2 separate regions of the Homo sapiens genome follow, and region 2 is linked to region 1. Evidence: chromatin loops called from intact Hi-C (ENCODE). Cell type or tissue: heart right ventricle. All regions are shown on one strand. Links, peaks and the distances in the headings refer to the core of each region. The heading gives the core; the rest is flanking DNA.

Region 1 (5,379 bases), core at 1-2,500:
GCATACACTGGTGAAACCATCAGCTTTTAATCAAGATCACAAACCTATCCATCACCCCAGACATTTCCACTGACCCTTTTTAATGTCTCACTCTTGCCCCCTTCTGCCTTTCTGTCCCTCCCCAGGCAACCATGGATTTGCTTTCTGTCACTATAAATCAGTTTATATTTGCTAGAATTAGAAACTTTTTTTTAAATAGAGAAAATATTATTTGAGAATTTTAAATCTTTAAAAACATTTTAGTCTTTGATTCCATGCATCTCTAATTACATGGGGTACACTTAAGAACCTGAGGATGGAAAAGCTGGTCATCTAACAGACAAAGAAGTCAGGATGTAGATTTAATCGAAAACCACATAGGAATGACTGACTAATTACAGTGTGATTTATTTATTTTTATTGTTTATTTACTTATTTATTTATTTTTTGAGATGGAGTTTCACTCCTGTTGCCCAGGCTGGAGTGCAATGGCGTGATCTTGGCTCACTGCAACCTCCGCCTCCCAGGTTCAAGCCATTCTCCTGCCTCAGCCTCCCAAGTAGCTGGGATTACAGGCATATGCCACCACGCCCGGCTAATTTTGTATATTTTTTTAGTAGAGACGGGGTTTCTCCATGTTGGTCAAGCTGGTCTCAAACTCCTGACCTCAGGTGATCCGCCCGCCTCAGCCTCCCAAAGTGCTGGGATTACAGGCATGAGCCACCACGCCTGGCCTATTTTTTATTTTCTGAGACGGAGTTTTGCTCTTGTTGCCCAGGCTAGAGTGCAATGGCATGATCTTGGCTCACCGCAACCTCTGCCTCCCGGGTTCAAACGAATCTCCTACCTCAAGCATCTCTACAGCCTCCAGAGTAGCTGGGATTACAGGCATGGGTCACCATGCCCGGCTAATTTTTTGTATATTTAGTAGAGATGGGGTTTCTCCATGTTGGTCAGGCTGGTCTCAAACTCCCAACCTCAGGTGATTCGCCTGCCTTGGCCTCTCAAAGTGCTGGGATTACAGGTGTGAGACACCACGCCCAGCCTACAGTGTGATTTATTAAACACTTTCTCTTCTCTTCCTTTCTCTAATCCTGAAAAAAGAAGGAATAGTGAAGTAATGAATGGAAAACTTAGAATTTGCAGTTAATAAAATTTTACATGTTAATATATGGTTAGCACGATGGAACTAAAAATAGTTTTAAGGCTTTGGGCCAGATGTATTATGCTTTGGGCCAGATGTATTATGCAATCTATTACACAGATTACTTAAACCAGAAAGCCCATGTGTTAAAAATTTGAGCCAGGCCAGACGAAGTGGCTCACGCATGTAATCCCAGCACTTTGGGAGGCCCAGGCAGGCGGATCACTTGAGGTCAGGAGTTGCAGACCAGCCTGGCCTTAACATGGTGAAACCCTGTCTCTACTAAAAATACAAAAAATTAGCCGAGCTGGTAGTGTGCGACTAATTCCAGCTACTCAGGAGGCTGAGGCAGGAGAATCGCTTGAACCCAGGAGGCAGACAGAGGATGCAGTGAACCCAGAATGCACCACTGCACTCCAGCCTGAGTGACAGAGCAAGATTTCATCTAAAACAAAAAACAAAAAACATTCAAGTCAGAATTTGTAAATGTGTAAATGGAAAGATATGAAATAAACTTTGTAAATCTCTCTAGGCTGGGAATTTAAAACAAGATGGTTATTCACTGAAAATCTGTGTGTATAGTTGTCCAACTGCAAAAATAAGAAAACTAAAATCTTAAAAATATAAATTGCCACTTAACTGTAAACTAATAATACTTTACAAAATAAAAAATACCAAAACATGGAAAACTTAAAACATTTATGTGTAGGTAGATACTTTGTTTCTTTTTTCTTTTGTTTTTTTGAGACAGAGTCTCCCTCTATCCCCCAGGCTGGAGTGCAGTGATGGTGACACGATCTTGGCTCAGTGCATCCTCTTCCTCCCAGGTTCAAGCGATCCTTGTTCCTCAGCCTCCCAAGTAGCTGAGACTACAGGCATGTGCCACCATGCCCGGCTAATTTTTGTATTGTTAGTAGAGACAGGGTTTTGCCATGTTGCCCAGGCTGCTCTCGAACTCTAGACCTAGGTGATCCACCCACCTCGGCCTCCCAAAGTGCTGGAATTACAGGCGTGAGCCACTGCACCTGGCCTGTTACTCTTTTTTAGATTTTAACTTGTGGTGCTTTTAGTAATGTCTTCATTGGCTTGAAGCTGACAAATGATAATGAATTATCATTTATGAACTGTTATAATAGAAATATAAATTGTTCTGGGTACAGTGTAATCCCAGAACTTTGAGAGGCTGGGATCACACCTGTAATCCCAGCACTTTGAGAGGCTGAGGCAGGTGACTGCTCAAGCCCAGGAGTTAGAGACCAGCCTGGGCAACATGGCAAAACCTCGTCTCTACAAAAAAAAATACAAAAATTACCTAGGCGTGGTGATGTACACCTGTGATGCCAGCTACTTCCAGCTACTCAGGAGGCTAAGGTGGGAGGATCACTTGAGCTGTGAAGGTTTAGGTTGCAGTGAGCTGAGATAGTGCCACTACACTCTAGCCTGGGTGACAGAGCAAGACCCTATCTCAAAAAAATAAAAAATACATATGTATATATATAGCATTAAAAGTATTCCAAAAGAAAAAAAATACATGATCATCTGTATAAAAGAGCACCTGGGTTAGATTTTATTTGTGTTATCATTTGGTTCATGGGTCTCTTAAATGCTTAGAAGGTAAAATATGACCCAACAATGTATCTGGCTCAGCACATGTTATTTTTGCGTATTGCGGGATATAAAAGAATTAGGTTATAATTTGAAAGGGTCATAATAGCACTTTTTCTATAATTATTTAAATATTCTTCCATGTAAATTATGTTTCTTCATTTTCATTGTAATTAACAATAAAATATTTCAATGGCCAATCTTTTATTGTACTATGCTATATATTATACAGTTTGTTTTCAACAAATATGCCGTATCCAGGTCTTATATTTAAAATAGTATACAGAATATCACTGTACCTACTCTTTTGGGCTGAATATTTATTTATTTTATTTTTAAAGGTTTAATGAAGAGGCTAGAGGAGGAGATAAAATTTAATTTATATATGGTAACTGAAAAATTTCCTAAAGAATTAGAAAATAAGAAAAAGGAATTACATTTTTTACAAAAAGTAGTTTCAGAGCCAGCTATGGGCCATTCTGATCTTCTTGAACTTGAATCTAAAGTAAGTGAGAATCATCTTTTTATAGCTCTCAATTTTATCTGATCCCCAGTCCTATAAAATTATGTGAACTGCTTTCTGTAGTATCCCACTATTGACTCTTAAATTAACCTGTGCTAAGAGTTGACAACTCTTATGAGGAATTGTCCTTTATGAGGAATTATAGAATGTTATGCTATTACTTAATCCACATGATGTTATGAAAACATAATCAATTGATTAGCAAATGAAGTAACTTAAATATGTAAATTAATGCATATGAATTGACCAGTGGGTTTATGTCTTCATAATGTAAGCATTTAGATGGGAAATTTGGAAATATTTTAATTGTCATTAATTTTTATTTCCAAGCAAAATATTATAGCAATTTTATATTTAAAGCTAATATTTTTATTAACCTTGTATACCTGCCTTGGAATTACTAAATATTGTAATGCTTATTGAAAGCTGGTATCAGGTTATACCTTTTTTTTTTTTTTTTTTTTTGAGACAGTACTTGCTCTGTTGCCCAGGCTAGAGTACAGTGGCACAATCTTCTCAGCTCACTGCAACCTCTGCCTCCTGGGTTCAAGTGATTATCCAGCCTCAGCCTCCCAACTAGCTGGGATTACAGGCACGAACCACCATGCCCGGCTAATTTTTTGTTGTTGTTGTTGTTTTTGTTGTTGTTGTTTTGTTTTTTGTTTTTTTTTGAGACAGAGTCTCGTTCTGTTGCCCAGGCTGGAGTGCAGTAGCGTGATCTCGGCTCACTACAACCTCCGCTTCCCGAGTTCAAGCGATTCTCCTGCCTCAGCCTCCTGAGTAGCTGGGATTACAGGCACGCGCCACCACGCCTGGCTAATTTTTGTATTTGTAGTAGAGACAGGGTTTCACCGTGTTGGTCATGCTGGTCTCAAACTCCTGACCTTGTGATCCACCCATCTCAGCCTCCCAAAGTGCTGGGATTACAGGCATGAGCCACCGCACCAGGACTTGTTTTGTTTTTTGAGACGGAGTCTTGCTCTGTTGCCTAGACTGGAGTGCAGTGGTGAGATCTCAGCTCCCTGCAACCTCTGCCTCCCGGGTTCAAGCCATTCTCCTGCCTCAGCCTCCCAAGTAGCTGGGACTACAGATATGTGCCACCATGCCTGGCCAATTTTTTTATTTTTAGTAGAGACGGGGTTTTGCCATTTGTCCAGGCTGGTCTTGAACTCCTGACCTCAGGTGATCTGCCCGCCTCAGCCTCCCAAAGTGCTGGGATTACAGGTGTGAGCCACTGTGCTTGGCCTGATTATACCATTTTTGTTCCCTAGAATTAAAATGCTAGGTCAGGTGCAGTGCCTTTTTTTTTTTTTTTTTTTTTTTGACGGAACTTGCTCTGTTGCCCAGGCTGGAGTGCAGTGGCACAATCTCAGCTCACTGCAACCTCCACCTTCTGGGTTCAAGCGATTCTTCTACCTCAGCCTCTCGACTAGCTGGGATTACAGGCGCACACCACTATGCCTAATTTTTTTTTTTTTTTTTTTTTTTACACGGAGTCTCACACTGTCACCTAGGCTGGAGTTCAGTGACATGATCACAGCTCACTGCAGCCTCCATCTCCCAGGCTCAAGTGATCCTCCACCTGAGCTTCCCAAGTAGCTGGGACTACAAGGTGCATGCCACCAGTTCTGGCCAATTTTTGAATTTTTTGTACAGACAGGGTCTGGCCATGTTGCCCAGCATGGTCTTGACCTCCCAGATTCAAGAGATCTGCCTGCCTCCGTCCACCTCAGTCTCCCAAAGTGCAGGGATTACAGGTGTGAGCCATTGCACTCAGCCTAATTGAAATGTTTTGACTTGCTAATTCTTTAGTGTGCTTACTATGTGGTTAATAGCCACTACAATTAAATACATAATTCTGACTGTTTTGGTTTTTTTTGTTTTTTTTTTTTTGAGATGGAGTGTAGCTCTGTTGCCCAGGCTGGAGTACAGTGGCGTGATCCCGGCTCACTGCAACCTCTGCCTCCTGGATTCAAGTGAATTCTGCCTCAGCCTCCCCAGTAGCTGGAATTACAGGCACCTGCCACCATGCCCAGCTAATTTTTGTATTTTTAGTAGAGATGGGGTTTCACTGTGTTGGCCAGGCTAGTCTCTAACTCCTGACCTTGTGATCCACCCACCTCAGCCT
Region 2 (9,333 bases), core at 2,630-5,129, 64 kb after region 1:
CAAGATCGTACCATTGCATTTCAGCCTGGGCGACAAGAGAAAGCTCTGTCTCCAAAAAAAAAAAAAAAGGTGAAAAATTTTTGTTTTTTGTTTTTTTTTGAGACAGGGTCTTGCTCTTGTCGCCCAGGCTGAGTGCAGTGGCACCATCATGGCTCACTGCAGCCTCAACCTCCCGGCCTCAAGCAGCTCTCTCACTTCAGCCTAAGGAGTAGCTGGGACCACAGGCACATACCACCAAGTCTGGCTAATTTTTATTTATTTATTTATTTATTTATTTTGTAGAGGTGGGGTCTTGTTATGTTGCCTGTGCTTGTCTCAAACTCCTGGGCTCAAGCGATCCACCCGCCTTGGCCTCCCACAGTGCTGGAATTACAAGATTGTGCCACCACACCCAGGCTTTTTTCACTTTTTAAACTTTTTTGTTAAAAACTAAGACACACACCTAGGCCTACACAGCGTCAGGGTAATCAATATCACTGTCTTCCACCTTGAAACATCTTGTCCCACTGAAAGGTCTTCAAGAGCAATAACACACATGAAGATGTCATCTCCTGTAACAATGCCTTCTTCTGGATGCCTCCTGAAGGACTTGCCTGAGGCTGTTTCACAGTTTATTTTTTATAAGTAAAAGCAGTACACTCTAAAATAACAATAAAAAATATAGCATAGTAAATACATAAACCAGTAACATAGTAGTTTATTATCATCAAGTATTATATACAGTACATAATTGTATTGCTATACTTCTATACAACTGACAGTAGATTGGTTTACACCAGCATCACCACAAACACATGAGTAATTTGTTGCACTATGGCATTATGATGCCTATGATATCACTAAGGTGAAAGGATTTTTTCAGCTCCATTATAATCATATGGGACTGCCATCATATATGTGGTCCGTTGTGACTGAAACATCATCCCATGCATGACTGTACTTTTAGCATTTCTAGGTGTTTGTAGCAGGAGATTTTCAAATTATCCCATTCAAAATACTACATTAGAAGAAACTTTGAAACAACTTAAAGAAAACAAAATTTAAATTTCCTCCCTGCCCCCTTGCAATAAAGAAACTGCTTAACCTGAATTCAAATTGTGATTCCACCTTTTTTTTTTTTTTGAGATGGAGTCTCACTCTGTCGCCAGGCTGGAGTGCAGTGGTGTGATCTCGGCTCACTGCAACCTCCACCTCCCAGGTTCAAGTGATTCTCCTGCCTCAGCCTCCTGAGTAGCTGGAACTACAGGCACGTGCCACCATGCCCAGCTAATTTTTTTGTATTTTTAGTAGAGATGGGGTTTTACCATGTTGGCCAGGATGGTCTCAATCTCTTGACCTCATGATCCGCCCACCTGGCCTCCCAAAGTGCTTCAATTACAGGCGTGAGCCACCATGCCCAGCAGACTCCACCTTTTCTTAGCAGTATAATCTTTGGCAAGGTACTTGTTCTCCCTGAACTTTCTGCAAGCATTATATGGTGGTATTAATATCTCTTTTGAGGTGCCGTTTTGAGATTTAGTTATTGTCAGTGGTACATTTCAAACACCCTAGAATGTTTTACGAAGTTCTTCTAATTAAGCCCCTGCCTAGGTCTTCAGCCTCCCCTCACCATTTCCCAGAAATAAACCAGCATAGGCTGGGTGCGGTGGCTCACGCTTGTAATCCCAGCACTTTGGGAGGCCGAGGTAGGTGGATCACCTGAGATCAGGAGTTCAAGACCAGCCTGACCAACATAGTGAAACCCCATCTCTACTAAAAATATAAAAATTAGCCAGGCATGGTGGCACATGCCTGTAATCCCAGCTGCTTTGGAGTCTGAGGCAGGAGAATCGCATGAACCCAGGAGGCGGAGGTTGTAGTGAGCCAAGATCGCACCATTGCACTCCAGCCTAGGCAGTAGAGTGAGACTCCGTCTCAAACAAACAAACAAACAAAAGAAATAAATAAACCAGCATAGTAAACTACTTATAAGTTTCTTAATTATTCTTGTTCTCTGTAGCTTTCAATCCTTTATACATAGTGTTCCTTTTTTTTAAATACTGTCTTCCCCTTGTTCATCTTCCACCTAACTGTTCTTACTAATCCTTCGTGATTAGCTTAGATATCAATTTCTCCAGGAAATTGTCCCCACTGATCCCCAAGCCTGGGTTAGGTTCCCGGGAGTCCTGTGTGCCTTCTGTAACACCTTGTGTTTTCCTATCATAGCTCTCAGCAGCCTGTTTACTTGTCTGAACATTACTTGAGAGGAAGAATTTTTGGCTGTTTTATTCACTATTGTCTCCCCAGCTCCTAACAAAGAACCTGGCACACAGCTCAATACATGGTAGCTATTATTATTATCAGCACCTTCATCTATCATAATTCTCAAATGTCTGGTTGTTGCATAAATAACTCTTAAGTATGCCAAGAAGCTTAGAGTTAAGTTACAAGACTGACAAGGGCATGCATTGTTTCAGAGCCATGTTTGGGACCTTTGTTTTTCACTTATTCAATCATTTTCCCTTTTTATACTAGGAACTGACCCAGGAGTGTGATGAAAAGAAATCCCAGTATGATAGCTGTGCAGCAGGCCTCGAAAGCAATCGGTCCAAATTAGAACAGGTAAGAAGAGAGTTTTTATTTTAACAATTTAGCAAAAACTACCTGTGTGTACACCTGTAGTCCCAGCTACTCTGGAGGCTGAAGCAGGAGGATTGCTTGAGCCTAGGAGTTTGAGGCTACAGTGAGCTATGATCACACCACTGCATTCTAGCCTGGGCCACAGAGCAAGACTCTCTCTCTAAAAAAAATGTTTTAAATACTGCCCGTGTACGCACATTTTCACTACATCAATGTCAAAAGATTCCCAAATCTTTATCATCATCTCCTAAGCTCCAGAGATCTTTATTTCTTTAATTTGTACACACTTAATTTCCCATCTGTACCACTCCCAGCAAAGTACAAGGCTCATTATCTGCTGCCTGGCCTCCCACAGTAAACTCTTACCTATTCTCTTGCTTCTACTCTTGCTCTCCTAAGGTTTATTCTTCATAGGGAAGCCTAAGAAACCTGTTTAAAATTTTTGCCACCCTTCATTGGCTTCCTGTTGCACTTAAAATAAAATCTAACCACCAAACTATGGTCTACAAGGCCCCACCTGCCTTATGAACTTCATGTCCATGTGCTCTACTCCTCATCCATGGAGCTTCAGCCACTCTGACCTTCTTCCTGAGCTTTAAACAGGCCAAGCTTGTTTTCACTTTGGGATTTTGCATGTACTCTTCCCTTCTGCGTGATATACTCTGCTCCTAACTCTTCGCCCTCCCTTCTCCTTTTCATCACTAGGTCTCAGCCTTAGTGTCACTGCCTTTCAGAGATCTCTGATCACCTGATGTTACCCACTCTTCTTCCCAACCTGGCCCACCCAGTCCCTCTATCACATTCTACTGATGGATTTCCTTCATAGCGCTTATCCCCATCTCAAATATCCTTCATTATGTTTCCTTGTTTATGTTGGTTTCTTCTACTTCAGTGAAAGCAGGGAACCTGCCTGTTCACTTCTGTGTCCTCAGCACTTAGAACAGTGCTGGACACACAGTAGGTACTTAATAAATGTATGATTGGGCCAGATGCAGTCGCTCATGCCTGTAATCCCAGCACTTTGGGAGTCCAGGGCGGGAGGATCACTTGAGGCTAGGAGTTCGAGATCAGCCTGGCCAACCCGGTGAAACCCTGTCTCTACTAAAAATACAAAAATTAGCCAGGCGTGGTGGCACGTGCCTGTAGTCTCAGCTCCTCAGGAGGCTGAGGCACGAGAATCTCTTGAACCTGCGAGGAGGAGGTTGCAGTGAGCCAAGACTGCACCACTGCACTCCATCCTGAGTGACAGAGTGAGACTCTGTCTCAAAAAATACAATTGAACTTGCAGGTTATAGAGTGATATGTGTATTCTCTAGAAAAAGATTATCTCTTATTGTGCTAGAATAAACAAAGTTAAAATTGCAGAAGAGGAAATGACTCTGATGGTAGTCCTTTGTTGTACATCTAAAGTCATCGTCGCCATATCTGTCTCATTCTTTCGATAATGTCACCTATCTAAAATTATATATTATAGGAAGTTAGAAGACTCCGTGAAGAATGTCTTCAAGAAGAAAGTAGATACCATTATACAAATTGTATGATTAAGGTAAGACAAAGTAGATCAAAAACATTTCTGAGTTTTTTCTATATCAAAGTCTTCCCTAAAACTGAAGTCTTTCTATTTAGAACCTAGAAGTTCAACTTCGTCGTGCTACTGATGAGATGAAGGCATATATCTCTTCTGATCAACAAGAAAAAAGAAAGGCAATTAGGCAAGTGATTTTGTTGTTTTATATTGAGATACTTAATATTTTCACCAATAAAAGTTTTATAAATAAGATAGAATTATACAAATTTAGCATATTTAAGTAAGTAGACACTAAGATATTATTTAATACTAAATCTTACTAAACATCTAGATATTTTAGCCCTGCTAAGTAGGAATACATATGATTTTATTTCTTGCTTGCTTACTTTTTGATTGTGATAAAATATATAAAATTTGCCACTTTACCCATTTTTAAGTGTACAGTTCATTGGCATTGATTACATTCACAATATTGTACAGCCATCACCACTGTATATTTACAAAATGTTTTCATCATCCCAAACAAAAACTCTTGTAACCATTAAGCAATAACTCTTCATTCCCCGCCACCCAGGAATATATATAATTTCATAATTGCTTTGTCATAAGCAGTAAAGTTGGTCTCTTTTTAAAGTCCCACATGGCCTAGACTCTAGTCATCTGCCTGCTAATTGTGCAGTGTGATGACTGCATTTTAGCTGGAAATTGTGTGATTGCAGTGTACCAGTCTTCAAGAAGGATATGTAAATACTGCTTAGTCCTTATATGGTGCTTTTTTTGCAATCCCAGCTTGTGGCGTACTGTAATAAATCAAATCCTGCCTAAAAAAAAATACATTTATGGTTGAATTGCTAGGTGTGATAAAATGCAATCATTGAACAACATAAGCCTTCTTTGCTCCTCATCACAATTCAAATATTAAATGTTTTGCTATTACTATTCAGTAAAAATTCAGATAAAATGTAGCACTCACGTTTATTCTAGATTGCATTGAGATTTTGAGTGGCATGTACATTAATGTTATAAAAAGAGGCCGGGCATGGTGGTGGGCGCCCGTAGTCCCAGCTACTTAGGAGGCCGAGGCGTGGGAATCGCTTGAACCCGGGGAGCAGGGGCTGCAGTAAGCCGAAATCATGCCACTGCGTTCCAGCCTGAGCGACAAAGGGAGACTCTGTCTTTAAAAAAAAAAAAAAAAAAAATCTAAGAAATAGAGTGTCTTGCAGAATCTGAATTTTTTTTCAATGTAATGCACTAGAATGCAAGCCAGACTGAAAATACTGTATAGAGCAGTGTTTTTTCTAATACTCTAACATATTAAACTAAAAATGTACTTATTCATATTCTTTCATTGTATGTAAACTTTGTTCATATAAATCTATATGGCCAATGATAAGAAATGAGAAAAGTTAAATTTGTTCTTAAAAAATAAAAATTTTTATAAATTAAGTTCTATTTCTTCCAAAGTTATCGATATAAATAGCAAAGAAGGAAATAATTGCTCTTGAACTATTCATTTTCTGATCTGTCTTCTAGCCAGATTTTTTTTTTTTTGAGACGGAGTCTTGCTCTGTCACCCAGGCTGGAGTGCAGTGGCACGATCTCGGCTCACTGCAATCTCCGCCTCCCAGGTTCAAACATATTCTCCTGCCTCAGCCTCCCAAGTAGCTGGGATTACAGGCACACGCCACTGTGTTTGGCTAATTTTTGTTATTTGTATTTTTGTAGTTTATATTTTTGTATTTTTGTAGAAATGGGGTTTCACCATGTTAGCCAGGTTGGTCTCAAACTCCTGACCTCAAGTGAACCACCCTCCTCAGCCTCCCAGAGTGCTGGGATTACAGGCATGAGCCACCACGCCCTACTGAAAATGAGGATTCATCAAGACTAATTGCAAAATTTTCCTTTACTTAGACTGCTGTATTTTCTCTTTTTATGGCTTAGGATTTCTTGGAGTCCCAATTTTATATTGTTTAATTTTTTCTTAAATACTGCAGCGTAGCTTCACACACAAAAACAGTCTCTTCTTTGTTCTGTGTTCCTTTACCCCTCGTCCTTCAGTCTTTTTTTTTTTTTTTTTTTTTTTTGAGACGGAGTCTCACTCTGTTGCCCAGGCTGGAGTGCAGTGGCGTGATCTCAGCTCACTGCAACCTCCGCCTCCTGGGTTCACGCCATTCTCCTGCCTCAGCCTCCTGAGTAGCTGGGACTACAGGTGCCCGCCACCACGCCTGGCTAAATTTTTTGAATTTTTAGTAGAGACAGGGTTTCACCGTGTTAGCCAGGATGGTCTCGATCTCCTGACCTCGTGAGCCACCGCGCCCAGCCCCAGCCTTCAGTCTTTATCCTTAACATGTCACCTGCTTTAAATCTCACATTTTGTCTTAAATAGTATTGAAATATAATTTTGTTTACAAATAAAATACAATGTTATTATGTTTTTAATTTTTACATTAAAATTTTTTTTTTAGCTTACAAAAGAAATACTTGTAAAAACAACAGTAACCATTATGAAGTAGTGTGCACAGAAGTTGAATGCTGTCCATTATTGCCATGTCTCAGAAATGTCTACTGTTAATACTTTGGTGTACATTAAGCCATATTCTTTTCCCATGCGTTTGCTGATACATCTGTATATATGTGTGTTAGTTAATGCATGGGAAATGTTATATGTATGTGTGTATACACACACGTATACATACATATGTATATAAAAATAAGATTAAACTGCTCCTGGGTGTAGTGGCTCACACCTGTAATCCTAGCATTTGGGAAGCTGAGATGAGCCAATTGCTTGAGCCCCAGAGTTCAAGACCAGCCTGGGCAACATGGCAAAACCCTGTGTCTACCAAAAAAATACAAAAAAATTAGCCCAATATGGCGACACATGTCTGTAATCCCAGTATCTGGGAGGCTAAAGTGGGAGATTCACTTGGGCCAGGGAGGTGGAGGCTACAATGAGGTGTGATCATGCCACTGCACTCCAACCTGGGCAACAGAGTGAGACCTTGTCTCAAAGGAAAAAAAAAAGATTAAACTACATATGCTGTTTTTCTCTTGATCTAGAATATTTTCCACTTCAGTATTTATAGATTTACCTCATTCTTTTGTATAACTCCTTATTATTTGTTTCAATAGATATGCCATAATTTGCTTAAACATTTTCCCATCTATAGACATTTAGTTTGTTTGCATATTTTCACTATTATAAGCATTGATGAAATAAATAGTCTGCTTTTATGTTTATTTAAGTTATGGGATATTTTTGTAGGATGACTTCCTAGAAGTAGAATTGCAAGATTACATGCTACTTAATGTTTATTTAAAATGTATATCCTTTCTCCTTTCTACAAACCTCTTCAAAAACAATGTGTAATTTAAGCAGATGGGTTGCCATTGTTTTGAGGGTAGATTAACCAGAAATAGTATTTAACATTTTAATTATCTTAATTTCCTATTAAATGTTTTGCTTTCTTTTTTTTCCTTAAATTACTATTTACTTGAAGAACTAACTAAAGATGGGGAAAGACAAAGAATTTTATAATGGGTTTCATTCTGACTCCAGTACCCTAAACTATATTGCCTAGTGTATTTTAGATAGATATATTAATTTATAATTCACTTGTATGATCAAATCATTTGAAGTAAATTGAAAGTAAATCATTATGTTGACTCCCTAGGGAACAGTATACCAAAAATACTGCTGAACAAGAAAACCTTGGAAAGGTAAGAATTATTATTTATTTTTTTAAATGTGTCTAACTGATTCAGGCTTTCAGTACTGTACATGGTTTATGACTGTCATTGTTTTCAAAAGGTCATAGTACAGTTTTTGAGGGGAAATTGTTCATTCATTTTAAAGATGGAAGACTTCCTTAAGAATTTAGTTTTACAGAAATAAAGTCACGATGGATTTTTGAAAGAAAAAATTATCTATTTTTAAATCACAGAGAGTTCATGATAATGTTCTGCGTTACAGTTTTCAGATTATCCTCAGGCTGGGCGCGGTGGCTCACGCCTGTAATCCCAGCACTTTGGAAGGCCAAGGCCAGTGGATCAGTTGAGGTCAGGAACTCAAGACCAGCCTGGCCAAAATGGTGAAACCCCGTCTCTATGAAAAATACAAAAATTAGCCAGGCGTGGTGGCAGGCGCCTGTAATCCCAGCTACTCTGGAGCCTGAGGCAGGAGAATCACTTGAACCAGGGAGGCAAAGGTTGCAGTGAGCCGAGATTGCGCCATTGCACTCTAGCCTGGGTGACAGAGCGATACTCCATCTCAAAAAAAAAAAAAAAAAAAATTATTCTCAGATATCTCTTTATGAGATAGGTGTAAATTTATTCATTTACTTTATTTAATAAACACAAAGTTCTAAGCCCTAGTCTAAGCGCTTTACAAACATTGATTTATTTAATACAAACAACTGAAAAACCTTGCTTGAGATGCTCAGCTCCCTCCTGCCAGAGTTATCTGATGGCAACTGAAATAGGACTGTATAATTATTTTTCTTAGTTCTCTGAGCCACTCCTAGAAGTGGTAGAGAGTAAGTTATAGCCTTGACCATCAGGACTTAAATGACCAACTGATTAGTTAGTCTAGCTGACTTCATAAAGCAACCAATTTAACAAAGACACCAGCTTTGCATTCTTAGGAGAAAAAAAGAAAAAACGTATACTTACTAATAATTCAGAGGAAAGATGACCAGTCATCAAGTGACTTGGCTTCACTCTTAGGCTTGTGATTCTAAACAAGCCCTCTAATCACTTTAGAGTTCATTTCCTCATATTTAAACTGAAGTACGTAGATGAGAAATTTAAAAATTAAATTACCTAGATTGATTTAGATGAGTTATAAGATCATCTTCATTGATTTTAAGTCTATATTGCATAATGAAGACTAACTGTGTTTCACTATACAACATTTTTTCTGTTTCTTCAGTTTCACTATTGAAAATAATGTTTTCTGGCCAGGCAAAGTGACCCATACCTATTTGTAATCCCAGCATTTTGGGAGGCTGAGGTGGGAGGATTGTTTGAACCTGGGAGTTTGAGATCAGCCTGGGCAACATGGCAAGACCCCATCTCTACAAAAAATACAAAAATTAGCCAGGCAAGGTGGCATGCACCTGTAGTTGCAGCTACTCTGGAGGCTAAGGTGGGAGGATTGCTTCAGCCTGGGGAGGCAATGCTGCAGT

The links. Peaks named below come from ENCODE experiments on the same cell type or tissue, not always from the same donor. Only the 100,000 strongest peaks of a DNase experiment are listed, where the experiment ranks them.
Region 2: a loop joins it to region 1, with 2.5 times the contacts of the local background. A loop is called at or near these places in 4 of 110 quality-filtered maps.

What each region holds. Positions count from the first base shown.
Region 1 is chr12:110,140,313-110,145,691 of GRCh38, forward strand. It overlaps IFT81 (intraflagellar transport 81), which reads left to right. Exons shown (of 19, transcript NM_014055.4): 9 at 3,070-3,233. Among named protein-coding and RNA genes, the nearest start is that of IFT81, 19 kb to the left of the region's middle. In heart right ventricle, for the core only: no CTCF peak of the experiment used is centred there; a DNase peak (open chromatin) is centred at 1,342; H3K27ac peaks cover 1,603 bases.
Region 2 is chr12:110,201,350-110,210,682 of GRCh38, forward strand. It overlaps IFT81 (intraflagellar transport 81), which reads left to right. Exons shown (of 19, transcript NM_014055.4): 15 at 2,515-2,601; 16 at 4,094-4,165; 17 at 4,246-4,331; 18 at 7,822-7,867. Among named protein-coding and RNA genes, the nearest start is that of ATP2A2, 75 kb to the right of the region's middle. In heart right ventricle, for the core only: no CTCF peak of the experiment used is centred there; no DNase peak of the experiment used is centred there.